2 separate regions of the Homo sapiens genome follow, and region 1 is linked to region 2. Evidence: read pairs that join two places in POLR2A ChIA-PET (ENCODE). Cell type or tissue: GM12878. All regions are shown on one strand. Each heading gives the region's core, and the rest is flanking DNA. Links, peaks and the distances in the headings are about the cores only. Region 1 overlaps PPP1R7 (protein phosphatase 1 regulatory subunit 7). Region 2 has its middle 20 kb from the start of BOK.

The links. Peaks named below come from ENCODE experiments on the same cell type or tissue, not always from the same donor. Only the 100,000 strongest peaks of a DNase experiment are listed, where the experiment ranks them.
Region 1: POLR2A ChIA-PET joins it to region 2 with 5 read pairs; 2 of 35 experiments call an interaction of 5 or more read pairs at or near these places.

What each region holds. Positions count from the first base shown.
Region 1 is chr2:241,175,662-241,185,247 of GRCh38, forward strand. PPP1R7 (protein phosphatase 1 regulatory subunit 7) reads left to right here. Exons shown (of 10, transcript NM_002712.3): 10 at 6,986-7,991. The coding sequence ends at 7,162. All of the region lies in intron 2 of LOC105373971 (a long non-coding RNA gene), which reads right to left. Among named protein-coding and RNA genes, the nearest start is that of ANO7, 8.2 kb to the right of the region's middle. In GM12878, for the core only: no CTCF peak of the experiment used is centred there; a DNase peak (open chromatin) is centred at 4,360.
Region 2 is chr2:241,534,341-241,543,926 of GRCh38, forward strand. No RefSeq gene overlaps it. Among named protein-coding and RNA genes, the nearest start is that of BOK, 20 kb to the right of the region's middle. RefSeq lists an enhancer at 6,607-6,656 and silencers at 6,837-6,956, 6,967-7,156. In GM12878, for the core only: no CTCF peak of the experiment used is centred there; no DNase peak of the experiment used is centred there.

The sequences.
Region 1 (9,586 bases), core at 879-8,878, 360 kb before region 2:
ATGGCTCACTGAAGCCTTGGCCTCCTGAGTTCAAGTGATCCTCCCACCTCAGCCTCCCAAGTAGCTGGGACTGCAGGTGTGCACCAATGACCTGGCTACATTTGTGGGTTTTTTGTTTTGTTTCGTTTTTTGTTTTTTTGAGATGGAGTTTTGCTCTTGTCACCCAGGCTGGAGTGCAATGGCACAATCTCACTGCAGCCTCCGCTTTCCAGGTTCAAACGATTCTCCTGCCTCAGCCTCTCAGTAGCTGGGATTACAGGTGAATGCCACCACGCCTGGCTAATTTTTGCATTTTTAGCAGAGACGGGGTTTCACCATGTTGGCCAGGATGGTCTCAAACTCCTGACCTCAGGTAATCCGCCCACCTCGGCTTCCCAAAGTGCTGGGATTACAGGAGTGAGCCACTATGTCTGGACCATTTTAAAATCTTTTGTAGAGACAAGGTCTCACTGTGGTGTCCAGGCTGGTCTCAAACTCCTGAACTCAAGCAATCCTCCTGCCTGGGCCTCCCAAAGTGCTGGGATTACAGGTGTGAGCCACCATGCCCAGTCAGTGCCTGAAACATATTTGAATGAGCAGAAGGAACATAGAAAAGGCTGGCCAACTGGGTGGAGGCCAGCTACAGATAACATTGGAAAATATGTTATCCACATGTGTCAGATGCAGGGCTAACATCCTTACATTAAAAACAGCTCACACCCAGGTACCACTTGAAAACTAGGGTGTTCACAGAGCAAGAAGTAACAGTTGCTTGTAAATACATAAAGCATTTCCTATCTCATTAATTTTTTTTTCTTTCTTTTTTTTTTTTTTGAGATGGAGCTTTGCTCCTGTCGTCCAGGCTAGAGTGTAGTGGCACGATCTCGGCTCACTGCAACCTCCACCTCCCGGGTTCAAGTGATTCTCCTGCCTCAGCCTCCCAAGTAGTTGGGATTACAGGTGGCTGCCACCACCATGCCTGGCTAATTTTTGTATTTTTAGTAGAGACGGGGTTTTGCCATGTTGGCCAGGCTGGTCTTGAACTCCTGGCCTCCAGTGATCTGCCTGCCTCGGCTTCCCAAAGTGTTGGGATTACAGGCGTGAGCCACTGTGCCTGGCCATATCTCATTAACTTTTAAAATCTACTAAAACAGTGAGATACAGTGTTATCTGTCAGGTTGGTGAAGACTCATAGAATGCAGCTGCAACCAGCCTGTGATGGCAGCAGGCACTCTCGTGACTACGGAGATAGCTGTGTTTCATACAAGTTTTCTGTAGGGCATTTAGAGCCTTAAAAATACCACATGCAGCTGGGCACGGTGGCTCACACCTGTCATCCCAGCACTTTGGGAGGCTGAGACGGGTGGGTCACCTAAGGTCAGGAGTTTGAGACTAGTCTAACCAATATGGTGAAACCCCATCTCTACTAAAAATACAAAAATGAGCCAGGCGTGGCGGCATGCACCTATAGTCTCAGCTACTGGAGAGGCTGAGACAGGAGAATTGCTTGAACCCAGGAGGCGGAGGTTGCAGTGAGCCAAGATCGTGCCACTGCACGATCAGGTCAGGAGATCGAGACCATCCTAGCCAACATGGTGAAACCCTGTCTCTACTAAAATACAAAAATTTAGCTGGATGTGGTGGCACGCGCCTGTAGTCACCACTACTCGGGAGGCTGAGGCAGGAGAATCGCTTGAACCTGGGAGGCAGAGGTTGCAGTGAGCCAAGATTGTGCCACTGCACTCTAGCCTGGCGACAAAGCTAGACTCCACCTTAAAAAAAAAAAAATCATAGAGAGCTTCCTAACCAAGATTTAAAAATCAGTGAAAAAAGAAAGAATAGGTATATCTAATTTTATAAAGCGTATGTATTTTGCATGATGAAAGAGTCCATTGGTCGCCTGAGAGGTTAAGGTTAAGGTTATTTTCTATGACATACAAAAAGTTCTTTAAAGTGAAAGAAAGCGATTCAATAGAAAAATAGGTGGAGGATAGCAATACACAGTTCACCAATATGATGCATCCCGCCCCTGCCATACGCGACTTGTTTCAAGCTGACATCCAGGGCCTGGAGGGTGGGCTGAGACCAGCACTGCCCTGCTCAGGCCCCCACCCTCTTCCCAGTAATCCAGGGGAAAGGTAGCATCACAGTGACCAAAGGCAGTAGCCAGGGGAGGAGAAACATTTGGCAGGAAAGTTTCCACCCTCATGGTGTCTGATGCCGGCATGGAGCCCATCTGCCCACTGCCCTGCTGGCACAGGGGCTTCCCCAGGACCCTCCCAGATGCTCTGTTGGCAGATGCTGCCCGCTCGTTTAAGCCAAGTGATGCCATTTAAATTACATTGCAGGCCTGCTCCATGCCACAGCTGTGCTTCCTCAGCCCTCTTGATGGAATGCTTTCCTGTAGGCAGCGCCCTGCACAAGCAGCCTGTGCCAGCTTGGCACCCCTGACCCAGGGCTGTCTGGGTGTGAGCTGCAAGGAGCGGGGGGCACAGGTAGGGGCTGCTCGAGGAGAGGCTGTGTGCCTCCCTCCCAGCATGTGTGCCTGGCCTGGGCCCACTTTCTGCTCCCCTTCAGTCTAGTGATGGCCATTTCATTAGGTTTCAGTTGCATTCCTTTAATTACAGATGAGTCTAACCCTGGCGCCTCTGTTTTCAACCACTTTGTCCTTTTGTTCCCTCTTGATACTTTCTGCTAGCTTTAGTCCAGTGCATTTTCCCTTTTATTATTAACTTATAGAGATTCTATCAATGAATGATACTAAACCTTAGTATGTCATCTGTGTTGCAGATACTTTACTTTGTCACTGGTCTTCAGCTTTTTTTTTTTTTTTTGAGACAGAGTCTGGCTCTGTCACCCAGGCTGGAGTGCAGTGGCGTGATCTCGGCTCACTGCAAGCTCCACCTCCTGGGTTCACACCATTCTCCTGCCTCAACCTCCCGAGTAGCTAGGACTACAGGTGCCCGCCACCACGCTCCGCTAATTTTTTTTTTTTTTTTTTAGACGGAGTCTGGCTCTGTCCCCCAGGCTGGAGTGCAGTGGCGCAATCTCCGCTCACTGTAACCTCCGCCTCCCGGGTTCAAGGGATTCTCTTGCCTCAGCCTCCCGAGTAGCTCACCATCCCCACGGACAGCTCTCGATGTGGCCGTGCCTGTGTCTGGCAGCCTCACCATCCCCACGGACGGCTCTTGATGGGCCGTGCCTGTGTCACGCATCTCCTTTGTTAAACTGTCATGGAGATTTTCAGAAAATAAGTGATTTTTACATTCTACCAGTTGTTTATGAAATGTATCTTAAGAATTCTACCCATCTTTTGCTTAAAACATTACTGAGTTTGGGGTAATTAATGTGAATTTTCTATAATATCAGCCAAAAAAATTGTGAAGGGAAATACAGGTATCCTATGTATGTATATGCAAAATACACAGATAGAAAACCCCATAAATACAAAATGCAAGTTTGGGTTCCAAAAACCAAAAGAGTCTGCCAGGAAAACGTCAGCCAAGAAGATGTTCTCTAGCAGAATCCCAGCCGTTGGTTCGGGCAAGGGATCAGCTGCTGAGATTACTGGGAAGGATGTTGAAGAAGGGATGTTTGCACACAGGCCCAAGGATCATGCCACAGAGAACTCGCTAATTGCAAAGGGAAAGCATGTTCCCAGAGTCATCTGGGGTCACCAGCTGATCTGCATGATAAAACTTAGCATCCCTAATTGTGGGACCACCTGAAGTGCTGTGTCCCCAGTGTGAGTCATCTGTGCAGTATACCTACCAAAAATGTTTAGTCTGATCTAACCAAGCATTCATACCTAACTTTGAGTTTATGGGAAGTGTAAGAGCTAGAAGAACAAGCTAAATGACAGTGAGGGATACTTTACAAGACAGTTCTTCAAGAAGCCAATTTTAGTTTTTAAAAAACAGTGTGAGAAGGACATGGGAGGTGCTCAAGATTAGAAGAGACTGAAGTGGTCCCTCTGGGGGAAAGGAATGTGCCCGCGCTCCCCAGCCAGGCTCCCTGACAGCCCCAGTGTGCAGAACTTGATAAGAGAAACATAAGGTCATCTTTTTTCCATGATGAGTGTAACATCTTTGCCCCATCCTGGGATTCAGGAGCCTCTGGAATGTCTATGGAGACAGAGTCTCATACAAGTGAATGTTTTTAGTTCCATTTTGGAAAAATGCAAAGATAAGAATCTCTGAAAGTTACCAGTATCAAACACATTATTTACACATTATTTACAATGCACCATTGGTGGTGAGTAGAATTCCCCGTGTTAGGTTTACTAAGTCCTGGAGAAAACTGCTCTGAGATTGGCAGTGCTATGGAAAATTACAACATCTGCAATTTATAAAGATGGTCCGCCCATCTAGACTAATAATGACATTGGAAAATGCTGTGATGTGTGAGACAAGAAGCATCTGGTGTGTGACAAACACAAATACATCACATATCGAGAAAGAAGGAGGTGACACAGCTTGAAGACCTCCCACGCCAGAGCTGAAAGCCTGAGTCAACTGCCAGTGGTGTTTTGAATCATTTTTTAAATAGACTATGCTACAAGAAAATCTTACTTCTTCCAAACAGTGTGATATTGCTACTTTCATTAAATGAATGTCCTTTTTGTGTGTTTTGTGGTAGAAGTGGTTAAGGCAGTGGTGTTCAGTCTTTGGGCTTCCCTGGGCCACACTGGAAAAAAGAAGAATTGTCTTGGGCTACACATAAAATACTCTAACGATCGCTGGTGAGCTAAAAAAAAAAAAAAAAAAAAAAGTGAAAAAATCGCAAAAAAATCTCAAAATGTTTTTAAGCTTACAGATTTGCGTTGGGCCTCATTCAAAGCCATCCTAGGCCATTTACAGCCTGCAGGCCGTGGGTTGGACAAGCTTGGTTTAAGGCGTGTGTGTGCATCATTTTCGTGACTCTCCACTTTAAGGGGCTCTTTCTGTTAACTGACCAGTGACCGGCCAATCACAGGCCTGGCAGGTGGATGGCTTCCCCTGTAATTCTAGTGTTGCAGGCTCTGCACTGGCCACACAACCAGCGGGGCGGTGCGAGTGTAGTAACAGAGTAGCATTTAAGAAGGTACGCTCACGTCCCGTCCACATGGAGGCACTGGTCGGGACAGCAGCAGCAGGGCACCAGCCCTGGTGGTGCAGCTCCTCCCAGCAGGTGTCAGTCCCTCTTCAAGGGCTAAGCTCTAGGATTTGGAATTCTTGGTTTCCCAAGGCTGGTACGCACTAGTCCCACAAAAGGTTCTGTGAAAATAGGGTCCCTCAGGCCAGGCGCAGTGGCTCACGCCTGTAATCCCAGCACTTTGGGAGGCTGAGGCGGGTGGATCACTTGAGGTCAGGAGTTCAAGACCAGGCTGGCCAACGTGGTGAAACCCCATCTCTACAAAAATACAAAAATTAGCCGAGCATGATGGCGAGTGCCTGTAATCCCAGCTACTTGGGAGGCTGAGGTGGGAGAATCGCTTGAACCCAGGAGGCGGAAGTTGCAGTGAGCAGAGATTGCCCCATTGCACTCCAGCCTGGGCGACAGAGCGAGACTCCCTCTCAAAAAAAAGAAAATAGGGTTCCTCAAACAGGCAAACCTGTGAGATGCACGTTATATTCCTCTCTGGGAAGCCCCTGACACACGGTAAGTTACTAAAGACAGCCTGGCTGTGACAGTGGACCTGGTGCAAAACTAGCCCTCCTGCCACAGACAGATAGAAAAATATGAAACAACTCTATTCAGGCAGTGGACAGCAGGCAGCACGCACCTGCAGGCTCTGAGGAGGGAGTTCCAGCGCGAGCCCCGTGATCACCCCACTCCTTACCTGGGATGTTTCCCAAGCAGAACACAGTACTTCTGAGTGGAAGAGGCAGAGATCAACATCTCTGGCAGCTAGAGTGTGCCAGACAGGGCCCCAGAGAGAAGGGGAGCTGTGCAGAGCAGAGGTCCAGAAGTCCATGCAGGGACCCCCCAGTCGGACCACAGCTGTGGGCAGGGCAGTGGGCAGTGTGGGCCCCAGAGTAGAACGCCCCTGCTTGCCTTCCGTTCCACATGGACAGTTCCCTTCCTAACTTCCCTGTAAAAGGAGTCGAAGTCTGTCACCCTATAACGAGTGCCCCTGCCTGTGCCCATTGTAGGTTCACAGTCAAGTCCAGCTGCCTCTTCAGGAGCAGTGCCCGTGCTCTTGCCACCGCGGTTTGCCTGGCAGGCCCTGAGGCCGGGCAGCTCTGAACATGTGATTTCTACACACAGGGTGTTTGAAAGGGAGGGTCAGACCAACAGGGTTTGAAGCTGGACTGGCTCCCCTTGTTCTGGAGATGGCACCACTGCACTCCAGCCTGGGCGACAGAGCGAGACTCTGTCTCAAAAAAAAAAAAAATGCAAGAGAACTCTTCCTGCCAAAGGCAGGTCCCTCCAACTGGGCATGGCAGGGCCAAGATGGTAAAATGTAGCCTGCAACTCAGACCTCTGAATCCCACCTGCTCACGATTTGTGTCCCTGCACTTGGTATTGGGTGAAAGCAGCAGCTGGGACTTCCTTGTGGAGAGAGCCATAGAGGTAATTTACAGAAGAGTTGAGAGTTTTAAGTAGAGCGGCCTCTGTCTGCTGTGTCACAGTGATGGCGCAGAGTGCAGCCTTGGGAATGATGGCTGAGAACTGGTTTGTAGAAAGTGCAGCCCACCCTGCTTTGACACTTGCCTATGGACAAGTGTAGCAGGCAGGTGGCCAGAACTGCTTTGTCCTTCCTCTGCTGACCTGAATGTGGACTTGGCCCCGTCATAGTGACTGGCCCAGGGTTGGCTATGGACAGGTAACTTGTACTTGGGATGCAGCTGAAGGTGGCCAGGATGCACCAAGAGGCCATGGAAGGTCCCATGAGGTGCCAGGGAAGACCCACACCTGCTCGCCATCTTCTGAGTGGGAAGGAGGAGGGTGGCTAGTGGACCCCACCAGAGTCGAGGGCTGGGCTGTTTGGTTCTAAAGGCTTTTCTGCTGTGTGTGTCCCCAGATGAACGACAATCTCCTTGAGAGCTGGAGCGACCTCGACGAGCTGAAGGGAGCCAGGAGCCTGGAGACAGTGTACCTGGAGCGGAACCCCTTGCAGAAGGACCCCCAGTACCGGCGGAAGGTCATGCTCGCCCTCCCCTCCGTGCGGCAGATCGATGCCACGTTCGTCAGGTTCTGAGTCCTTCTTGGCTCCTCATGTGGTCCCTCTCCTCGGAAGAACTGCCCAGCCACGGGTTTTTAACCCACCTGTTGCTCCTGAGGTCGTCACTATATCAACAGTCACAAACCCAATGGCAATAAAGGCACTGACGATAGCTGGCGCGCGCGACGTCACACACCATTTTCAGATGCCGTTGCAATTAAATCTTGCCACACTGTCCTCCTGGGTGATTGTTGACAGTTATTGTAGCCACAGAGAGAACATAAGACACGTTGCGTTCATTCGCTAGAAATCCCTGTTTCCTTCTCTCAGAAGGCAGTCACAGTCCCTACCTGAGTCGTGTGAAACACAGGGCCTGAGAGTGCTTTACAGGCATTCACGTGCTGTCCGAGTGGCATTCGGGGGCTGGCCTAGCTGGCCCTAGTCCTGGTGTGCAGGGTTCAGGCAGTCTTGACCTGCAACAACCGAGGTTTTTTAGTCTTTTAACCCAGCCATTTTCAATTTTTTAAAAATTAGGTAAGTTAAAAAAGCTGGGTAAAAGCTGACTCAGCCCTGTGTGCTTGTGTTCCTTAGAGCTCTCCTTCAAAGAGCGCCGGGCAGGGCTGACTGTTTTCACGTGTGCCCGTCAGTTCTCGCCACATCCCTTGCCTGTGGGTGAAAGCTCAGGTGTGGGGAGGGTGTCCTGTGTCCCACACGGTGCTGTGCTGCTGCCAGAATACGAGTCCCATTGAGCCTCTCCAAAGACGGCCTCCAAGGATCTGAACTCTTGGCCACTGGTATAGTGGCCTCCTGTTCTCACCCCATTGTTATTTTGGCTTTTTTAATATAAAATGTACATTGACAGACACCCGAAGTCTGGATTTAATGCTACCAGGGCATCGTCACCTCCCAGGGTCTCAGATTTCTCCTCCTGCAGAATGAGGGCCACATCATGTGGTCACCAAGGTCCCTTCTGCCTCCGGGACTCTAGACTCTAGAACCGTCTACTTGAGGAACCAGGACTCTAGAACCGTACTGTCCAATGTGGGCGAGGCTGCAGTGAGCCATGATTGTACCCACTCCAGCCTGGGTGACAGAGGGAGACCCTGTCTCAAGTTTTAAAAGGCTCCAAATTAATACCCAGCCATCTGTTCTTTAACAGACATTTTTACAAACATACAAAAAATGTGGAAGTGATGAGGAAAGGTATGCTAAATCCAGCACAATCCTAATCAAAATGCCATTTGATTTTTTTTTTTTTTAAGGAGTCATTCTCTGTCACCCAGGCTGGAGTGCAATGGCGCAATCTCAGCTCACTGCAGCCACCACCTCCCAGGTTCAAGCGATTCTCCTGCCTCACCCTCCCTAGTAGCTGGGATTACAGGCACCCGCCACCACACCCAGCTGATTTTTGTATTTTTAGTAGAGATGGGGTTTTGCCATGTTGCCGGGCTGGTCCCAAACTCCTGACCTCAGGTGATTCGCCCACCTCAGCCTCCCAAAATGCCGGAATTACAGGGGTGAGCCACCGCACCCAGCCACCATTTGATTTTTTGAGACACATTAAATTCTAAAATTTAATTTTTTTTCCTTTTTTTTCTGAGACAGAGTCTCGCTCTGTCGCTAGGCTGGAGTGCAGTGGCGCGATCTGTGCTCACTGCAAACTCCGCGTCCCGGGCTCAAGCGATTCTCCCGCCTCAGCCTCCTGAGTAGGTAGGACTACAGGCACATGCCACCACACCCAGCTAATTTTTATATTTTTAGAAGAGACGGGGTTTCACCATGTTGGCCAGGATGGTCTTGATCTCTTGACCTCATGATCCACCTGCCTCTGCCTCCCAAAGTGCTGGGATTACAGGAGTGAGCCACCGTGCCCGGCTTTTTCTTTTTCCTTTTTTGGCGAACAGGGTCTTGCTATATTGCCCAGGCAAGTCTCAAACTCCTAGGCTCAAGCTGTCCTCCCACCTCTGCCTTCCTAAAAGCTGGGATTATAGGCATGAGCTACCGTGCCCGACAAATTCTAAAATGTATATGGAAGAAAAAAGTCAACATTGTGATTCAATTCATTTTGAAAAAGAGCTGGGAGAGACGCTTTCCTACCAGATCCTGAGTGCTGCAAACCCACAGTGAGAGTGTGGGGGGAGGCCTGACCTAACAGCACCAAGACAGGGACACCTCAGCAGGAACCCAGGGGACTCGGGGACTGGGAAAAGTGTCCGGGGGTCGGGGAGGGGTGGACAGTGTCCTCATGATGTTGGCAGAGTGCACTATGTGGAAAAATGAACACTGCCCCTCCCTGGCATCACACACAGGATAGGCTCCAGAGCAATTGGTGATTCATGGGCGGTGGTGAAATAGGAAATCAGTAGAAAATAATGTGGGAGACTGGGCATGGTGGCTCGTGCCTGTAATCGTAGCACTTTCGGAGGTCAAGGCGAGTGGATTGCTTGACCTCAGGAGTTC
Region 2 (9,586 bases), core at 649-8,648:
CTCCAACTACATCAATGAGGGATAAACTAGAAAGAAGACATGGCTGGACTCTGGTATAGAAACGGATGAGGAACTCAAAGCAGTGGGCTGGGATTGCTGTGCTCTGTGTCTGGAAGCAGGCGACAGTGGCCTGGCGTCCAGCCTCAGCCGGCGGGGACCAATGTCCCACAGGAGGACGGGGTTCAAGCCCCACTGCAGAGATGAGGCTGAAAAGCCAAGCAATGAATGAAGGTATTAAGTCAGAGCCAGCAGGAACTGGAATTGAAATTGCTTCAGTCTTGGTGAGCTCAGTGGTAGGACTTGCTCCCTGGACAGGGCCAGACGGGACCAGGTGGACACTCCCTGGTGGGGTCTGCAGGGTAGAATGAGGGGTAGGGCCCCGGGAAAGGTGGCAGGAGCCAACGGGTGCAGCCCCAGAGGTTCTGAGTGGGCGTCTCTCAGTGCGCAGACTGAGACCCCAGGGACGCTGGGACCAGACGCAGGTGAGCTGGTGCGGGTCGGGGCTGCTTGCCACCCACAGTGTACTGCTGTGAACTTCACTCTGCCCCGCTGCATCCTGAGTCGACCCATCCCCCTCCAGACAGTGCTCTCAGGCCACCTCGGGTCGGTCAAGCCCATCAGCCTGGACTGGCTTTAAATGGCAGGGTCCTGACCTTGCTTCACCCAGGGAGGGTCACTGACCTCAGGATGGAACAAGAAGCACTTCTGGGCCCCTCTCTTCCTCTGCGGAAGTGGCCACAGCTGGGAGACTGACCCAAATCTGAGGCCTGTGCCTGGGTAACTGGCTTGGAGAATCACCATTAGCCCGGGCACCAGGAGGCCCAGGGTGGCTTACAGACAGTCTCATCTCACTCCAGGACAGACGCCCAGAGACTGCTGGGGGGCACTTCCTGAGATATTCACAGAGGGCCTATGACAGCAACTGGGTCCCCCAACCTTGGACAATTCCAGAGAAAATGTGGCCACACGTAGATCAGGCAGGCACTGGAAAAGGCACTGGGTTGAGAGTTTGGGGTGACAGTTTTGGAGGTGCGGAGGCTGCTGTTGTCTGCATCCCAAGGTCGTGGGGTTCAGACTGCAAAAGGGAACCCAAGAAACACTGTAGGAGCTGCAGGGCCTCGAGATGTGCTGGAGCCAATTCCCGGGGGTCTCGGGAGCCCAGCCTTAAATTTACAGGAATTCTGAGCTGGTTGTTAAAACACAGTCATTATTAAAAATTAATTATAAACACTTATAACCAAATGAGTTATATTTTAAAAACACAGATAATAAGAGGTGGGTGCAGTGACTCATACCTGTAATCCCGGCACTTTGGGAGGCCAAGGTGAGTGGATCATTTGAACCCAGGAGTTTGAGACCAGCCTGGACAACATAGTAAAACCCCATCTCTTAAACAATAAATTATCAGAGCATAGCAGTTCATGCCTGTAGTCCCAGCTACTCAGGAGGCTGAGGTGGGAGGATCACTTGAGCCCAGGAGTCAGAGACTGCAGTAAGCCGTGATGGTACCGCTGCATTCTAGCCTGGGAGTCTAGCTAAGTCAGCTGAGACGCTGTCTCAAACACACACACAAATACAAACATGGATAATAAATACTGGAAACTCATCACTTCCTAATTATTTTACTACATTTTTCTACTCTTGTTGTGTTTTACTCTAGTTTGGTCTAGGGTTGCTCTCTCTGGAGAGTGGACATAAAATCTAGCTCCGGGGGAGCTGGTGGTGGTGGGTGGGCACAGTGAGCTTTCAGGGACACTTCTTTATCCTGGCAGACGGCTTAATGCCTGGGGGCCTGACCTGTGACCAGGGGCTTGTTTACACCAGCAGGTGCCCTTGTGGCTCTGGTCTGACCTGTGTTGGGTTTATTCCTGCTAAGTGGTCCACTCTCTAGGAGAGCCCTAACTGGGAAAGAAGTTAGGTTCAGGTGTGTCAGTCAGGGGAGACACAGAGGAGCTGGCCCCACTAACACGTGAAGCTACAGAAGCAGTTTCGTGACTCAGATCCCAGAGGGAACAGGGCAGCAAACCTCGCAGGGCCAGTGGGAAGGAGGAAGCCTTCCGGGACACACATGTCAGCCAGCAGGTGGGAGCCGGACAGCGCGGGAGGGGCTGTGGCTGAGCCCTTTCCTGGGCCCCAGGGTCCTACCCAGGCAGGCTCCCCTTGGGGAGTTCCAACTAGCAGGTTTAACCCTTTTCCCATTTGCCCCAAGAATAGTCACCAACAGCGCTTGCGGCTGCAGCATTTACCCAGAGATAACTTTGCCACACAATATCTCACTTTCATTATTTTCACATCACTCTGGTATATTGACTTCGGAAACAAAAGACGTCACGATTCATAGCATTCTGGCTTTAGTAGTGATGTTTCCATTCACAAAATATAGTCATTCTCTATGGCTGAAAACCTCAAGTCCTAGAAAACACAGCATTCCTACACGTGATGTTAATATTGTCCTCAAACAGTTGTTGGCTGAAGATCCGTTTGATAAATTTTTCACAAATAGATTACTTTTTTTTTTTTGGAGATGGAGTCTCACTCTGTCACCCAGGCTGGAGTGCAGTGGCACCAGCTCGGCTCACTACAACCTCCGCCTCCTGGGTTCAAGCAGTTCTCCTGCCTCAGCCTCCCGAGTAGCTGGGACTAAAGGCATGCACCACCACACCTGGCCAATTTTTGTATTTTTAGTAGAGACGGGGTTTTACAGTGTTGGCCAGGCTGGTCTTCAACTCCTGACCTCAAGTGATCCACCCACCTCGGCCTCCCAAAGTGCTGGGATTACAGGCGTGAGCCACCACGCCCAGCCCCAGATGGATCATTCTAATGATTCAGATGATTTTGACGTTAGTTCTGTTTAGAAATAACTCCAAGAACAGTTTTTTCTTTTCTTTTTTTTGAGGCAGTGTCTCACTCTGTCACCTAGGCCGGAGTGGGATGGCACGAACACAGCTCACTGCCACCTTGACCCCCTAGGCTCAAGCGATCCTCCCACCTCAGCCCCCTGAGTAGCTGGGACCACAGGTGTGCACCACCACTCCTGGCCTCCAAGAATAGATTTATATTTTATTTTCACATTAAAAATTAGTCAGATTTGCTTCAGCCTCAAAGAGTATGTTTATGTAAAATTAAATGAGCGCTAGCAGGGAGCTGAATTTTTTTTTTTCTAAAATGGAAAAAGGTTAAAGCGAGTGGCCAAGTTTCATGAACTGTCGGAGCCTGTCCTGCTTCAGATACAAGAAAGTTGAACTCATGCCGAGAGTATCCGACTTATGATGGTTCAATTTAGGAATTTTCAGCTTTACAATGATGCTAAAGCAATATGCATTCAGTAGAAACTGTACTTTGAATTTTGATCTTTCCTGGGCTAGCCATACGTCCTACCATACCCATGGCAGGAAGCTGAAGCTCCGGGTCAGCCGCACCAGGCGGAGGGTAAGCGACTCACTCTGCAGGCCACTGTGTCCCCAGGTGAGTTTGCCCAGCTGCAGGCTGATGTTAGTGTTCTGAACACGTTTATGGAAAGCCAGGCTAAGCTATGATGTTTGGTAGGTTATGTGTATTCAATGCATTTTTGACTTGCGATATTTTCAACTTATGATGTGTTTATTGGGATGCAGCTTCATCGTAAGTCCAGGAGCATCTGTATGCAAAATGGATGCTTTATAGTTAACAATAATATCTCCTATAGCTTCAAATAGCCAGAAGGAGAATACTGAATGTTTCCAACATGAAAAAATGATAAATGTTTGAGATGATAAGCTAATTACCCTGATCTAATCACTATATATGTATGGAAACATCATTATGTACCCCATAAATTTATACAATTATTGTATCAATTAAAAAATAAAGTAAAATATGCCAGGCACGGTAGCTCACGCTTGTAATCCCATCACTTTGGGAGGCCGAGGCAGGTGGATCACCTGAGGTCATGAGTTCAAGACCAGCCTGGTCAACAGGGTGAAACCCAGTTTCTACTAAACATATAAAAATTAGCTGGGCATGGTGGTGCATGCCTGTAGTCTCAGCTACTTGGGAGGCTGCGGCAGGAGAACTGCTTGAACCTGGGAGGTGGAGGTTGCAGTGAGCCAAGATGGCACCACGCACTCCAGCCTGGGTGACAGAGCAAGACTCTGTCTCCAAAAAAAAGTAAAATAAAAGTATTTAAAATTGAAAGCTGGGGCAACATAAAATGATATGAATTCACTGCGATTACATCTGTGTCCCTAATGGGGAGTCCTGGCTGTGGGTCTGATGGGGGACACCCCTGGAAGGATGAGGATCAACCGCCTGGGGAGTAGGGAGGGAGGTATGCTTAAGTCATGGAAGCTGTTGGCAGATGCAGAATCCGTGACGTGATACGAGACTCACTGAAGGAACACGCCAGAAACACACATGTCAGGCCCAGAGGCGAAGGAAAAGCAAAGCGGATGTGCAGACACTGGGCTGACAAGGAGAGAGGTGAAAGCCAGGAGGGCCCAGGTGAGCCTCCTGGAGGGAGGAGTGGCCAAGCCAGAGGCAGGAAAGATGTCCCATGGGGAGAGAAAATCTTTCCACCAAATTTAAAGGAGTCAGAAAGGGGCTGCTGATTTAGGCTGCAAGGTTCAGCGTAAACGAAGGTGCAATTTCAGTGTTGTCAGAAACACTCTGAGGTGTGGGGTGGCAGCCACTTCCAACTTAGCCAGAGGCCCACCCAGAAGCTGAGGTTGGGGGTCACCACACAGGGCAGAGGCCACTTCAAGAGAGGGGCAGGGGGAGGGGGGCAGAGACTGGGCATTGTTCTGAGGTTTCAGTCACGGCCCACAGCCAAACGTAACATGCATTTCAACTGAGCGCTCAAGCACTCTGAGGAATTAGGAGAGTGGATGAGAGATTTAAAAATCCATGCTTGTGAGAGAATTCACATTTGTACAAAATTCACGTGCGGCTCTGAAACGTGTTTTTGCCAAACATCGTGCCCTGGATGTGTTCCCAGGTGTTTCTTCACGTTCCTAAAGGCCGTGTGACGTCCCCCATACCTGGAACAGAAAGGAAGTGGCCGTAGCCAGGCTCTGAATGTGCTGAGTGGGAAAGAAAGGTGCTGGGGGAGGAGGACCTGGACTTCACACTTAACAAGAAGGCTGGGATGTGGCCCACACCTCTCTCCTTGCCAGGCCATGCTGTGTGAGGGCAACGGTCTCCCAGGTGGGTAGATGATTAGGCCAAAGACAGAGGCTCGTCTGCTAGAGTTCAGATTCTCCCTTGGGGTCCCAGGGGCCTAGAGGAGGAGGGGAGGTGAAGCTGTTGTCTCTCTCCGCCTGTCCAGTCTGTCCTGTGGCATTTGAGTGGCAGCAGTGATGCTGTGACCTGGGTGCTGGGAATAGAATTCTGCCAGCCACCCCTGCTCTGGGCCTAGGCTGGAGGCCTCTGTGCCACCCAGTGGGCTTCTCCCACTTTGGGAGAGTCAGAGAAGCACCCCCTTCCAGGGGGCTCCCTCACAGAGAACACGGGGCGGGGGCGGTGAGCGGCTCGGGCTGTCTTTGGGCTTCACCTTCCTGGCCAGGTACTTTGCTTTCTCCCTGGGAGTGGGTTCCAGAAGGGAATCCCCAGGTTCCATGGGCCCTCAAAGAGGGGTGGGGTAGACTGCTGACTCTCCCCCAGGGGACCCCCAGTCACACAGTGGGCCCACCCATCTTGGCCATGAAGCCTGGTGGATCAAGAGAAGTGGGGGAGCTGAGGACAACATTGGGGGCTACAGGAGAAGGTCCTTTTGGGGAAAGTGACTCTGACAGCAGGTGTCAGAGCCCCTGGGGGTGTCCCTGGGATGCTCTGGCAGCTTTGCATCATCAAGGAGGATGCCCCCAACAAGGAGGTCTCACCGCCCCCTGGGTTGTCAGGTGAGCTCCTGGGGCAGAGGTGGCCCTGGGTCGTCCGACCATCCTGGTGTGGGCTCAGTCTGGACCCCTGGGGGTCTCTCCCACCCCGAGACTTTTATCCACCTCCCCACCAACTCACTCTGTACAGGCAAGCACTCCCCTCGCTGGGCCTGTTTCTCCTCTGTCCAATGGTGAGTGGGATTCTCCTTCAGCTTGTAAGTGGGAACTGTCCCCAAACCAGGGACACCCTGGGGGCTCCTCTGGAACTGGAAAGGCCGGAAGAGAAACTGGCTTTCTCTTCTGAGCCAAAGGACAATGTTCCTCCAGCAGCTGGGAGTCCACACCCCAGGCAGGCCTCGCCTTCCCACTTGTGATGCGGGGTCCCACCTCTGCAGCTTCGGGTGTCTGAGTCTGAGGCAGTGCTGAGGATGAGGTCACTCTGGAGGGTGGCCCGGGGTTCCAGGTATGGGTGCATTACCAGGCCTTTAGGAATGTGAAGGATCGCCTGGGAACATGCCCAGGACGCGACGTTCAGTGAAAAGTCATGTTTCAGAGCCACACACGAATCACATTTCCTTATCTCTGCACAGTGACCGTGGATTTTTAAATCTTTCATCCGCTCCCCTAATTCCCCAGAGTGCCGGGGCGCTCGGTTGAAATGCGAGTTGCGTTTGGCTGCAGGCCGTGACTGAAGCCTCAGAACAATGCCCAGTGTTTCAAAACAACATATTTGTGCAAAAAGAAGGCCTCCAGATCTCAGGAAGCGGGAAACAGCTGAAGAAAAAGAACGCCTGCGAAGGGAAAGGACAGGTGTCCCTGTGGGAGGACAGGGCCTGCCGTCCGTCGCTCGGCTGCAGGTGGGGCCCGGCCGCCCCAGATGAGCCCCGCTCCGCGCCCGCCCTGCTTGCACCCAGCCGGCAAGTCCACCGCTCGCTCGCGACGCCAAGGAAAGCAGCAGCCCCGGCGCCCACGGAGGACGACACCGGCCGCGGCCAGGGGCGGGGCGCGGCCATGAAAGGCGGGGCCAGGCGAGGGGCGGGGCCGAGGCGGGTGTGGTCGTGTGGGGCGGGGCCGCGGCGGGGGCGGGGCCTGTCACCAGGGGCGGGGTGAGAAGGGGCGTGGTCATGAGAGGACCGAAGAGAGGGGTGGGGCTGCCTCCGAGGCGAGGACCGTGCGGGGCCACGCGTGGGGGCGTGGTTGTTGGGGCGTGGCCGCTGGGAGGGGCGGGGCTTCTCTGCGCACAGGTGCGAAGCTCCCGGCTTCAAGAGCGCAGTAGCGGCCCCACAGGGCAGAAGTGCCCTTGTTGGAGACGGGTGCCTGGGGCAGGTGGGGGTACCCGAGGGTTTCCAGCCACAAGGAGGGGTGTGGACGATTGGGGGATTGGGGCCGGTGCGTGGTCCGCGCAGCCCTCCGTTCCCCAACAGCAGATCCCTGTCCCTCGGCCCCGTCCAGCATCTCGCTCTCCAGCCCCACTCTCTCCATCGGCAGAACCTTCAGAATGTGCCGCGGAAGGGAAGGGGCGCGGCCGGAGGGACCCCTGCCCCGCGATTCCGGCGCCACCTGACCTGCCGGGCACCGGGCACCGTCGTCCCCCGGCTCCAGGAGGGTCCTGTCCTCCTGCTTCATCGGCCCCAAGATTCCTCGGGTCACGACTCTGACCCCCGCTCCCAGGGCGCCAGGCGCGGACAGCGGGGAAGCGGCACCAGGGAAGCCCAGGGACGCAGGCTTCCGCTAGGCTGAGACGCGCTGACCAGCTGGGGCCCCGCTGGCCGGAGCCTCCGTTTCCCCCTCTGCAGAGCAGGCTTGGCCGAGGAGTAAGCGCGGCCGCTGCGGAGGGTTTGGCAGCGGGGACAGGGCTGCGCCCGGTGTGTGCGCGGACACCTGCCGCCCGTCCTCAGCGCCCGGTAGCCTCAGGCCCCAGCTCCGACCAGTGCGCCCTGACCTGTCCTGCCCTGCACGGGACGTCCGCCCCAACCCCACCCAACCCAACCCCCGAAGCTGTGTAACCCAGGGACAAGAGTCTGCCCCAAGGGGACGCCCAGCTCTGTCCAGTGTGCCCACCACTGTCTCCGGCGCCTGGCCAGCTGGGCGTAGAGTGGGCATCCCGTTCAGGGGCGAGATGGGTGAAGGACACAGGGAAGGCGCGTGCGGTGTGGCAGCCTGGGCCTCCCGGCCTCGCCAGACTATGGGAGACGGCTGCTGGGACGGACGGGAGTCAAGCTCTTCAGTGCCAGGACTGGACACTGTGTCTGCCACTCTGGGGCACTCAGCGTTTCCAAGTGGATGGCAACAGCGTCCCTCAGTGTCCTTCACAAAACCCTCCTGAGCCGGGACTCACCCTGTGCCCGCCTGGACTTGGGCCAAGCAGCCTGGCCCACATATCCCAAGAGGTTGCAGTGCTGGGCAGCACCCCAGGGATTCGGTCACTTCTCTGTCCTCACCAGAGGCAGCTCTTCATCTGATGAAGATGATTTTTTTTTTTCTATTTTTGGAGACAGTCTTGCTTTGTCGCCCAGGCTGGTGTGCAGTGGTGTGTCCTCAGCTCACTGCAACCTCCGCTTTCCAGGTTAAGAAATCCTCCTGCCTCAGCCTCCCGAGTAGCTGGGACTACAGGCATGCACCACCACGCCTGGCTAATTTTTCTGGTATTTTTAGCAGAGACAGGGTTTCACCCTGTTGGCCAGGCTGGTCTCGAACTCCTGACCTCGGCCTCCCAAAGTGCCGGGGTTACAGGCGTGAGCCACCACACCCAGCCCTGAAGCTGAATTTAAGTTTTGGGAACATTCAAACCCGTTTTGGTGATGCCCAGGTGCCTTCGGGTGCCTCCTAACTGGCTGCCCAGCCTCTGGCTCCCGCCCAGCCTCCTGGAGGCAGCCAACACCAACCCTGGTCACTAACTGGACTGCATCAGACCCCAGACCAAACACTGGCTTTACCTTCTGAGCCTAGACTCCTTGGCCCTCTCTGGCATGCAGACCCTGGCTGTGGGCTTGCGCAGGATGGCACTCTCCTTTGTAACTTGTTCCAAATGCAGAGCTTTAAAAACGCCCCTTCCCACTGAGCCAGCGGCTCCACTTTTGAGTGTTAGTGCTGAGAAAATGTCAGAGATGCACAATGATGTAGCTCAAATGTCACTGGGCTGTTTCAACTTAAATACGCAATGACATGAACAATTTATATAAGACATCCATCCCATGGAGTATGGCGCAGCCATCAAACTATTGTGCATAAAACATGGTAATGGCTTAGCAAGGTGCTCACAAGCTACAATGTAAGTGGGGAAAACAGACAGAAAAAGTGCTCCTATTAGGTCCCAACTTCCCCCTTCCCCTTCTCCCTCTTTCTTTCTCTCTTCCCTCCTGTAGTTGCATAAAAATATTTCAAACATTTGGCCGGGTGCGGTGGCTCACACCTGCAATCCCAGCACTTTGGGAGGCCCAGGCAGGTGGATCACCTGAGGTCAGGAGTTCGAGACCAGCCTGGTTAACATGGTGAAACCCCGTTTCTACTAAAAATACAAAAAATTAGCCAGATGTCATGGCGGGTGCCTGTAATCCCAGCTACTCGGGAGGCTGAGGCAGGAGAATCGCTTGAACCTGGGAAGCGGAGGTTGCAGTGAGCCGAGATCGCGCCATTGCGCTCCAGCTTGGGCAACAAGAGCGAAACTCTTGTCTAAAAAAAAAAAAAAATTTTTTTCAAATATTTATAATGGTTGCCTGTGAACCAGATTATGA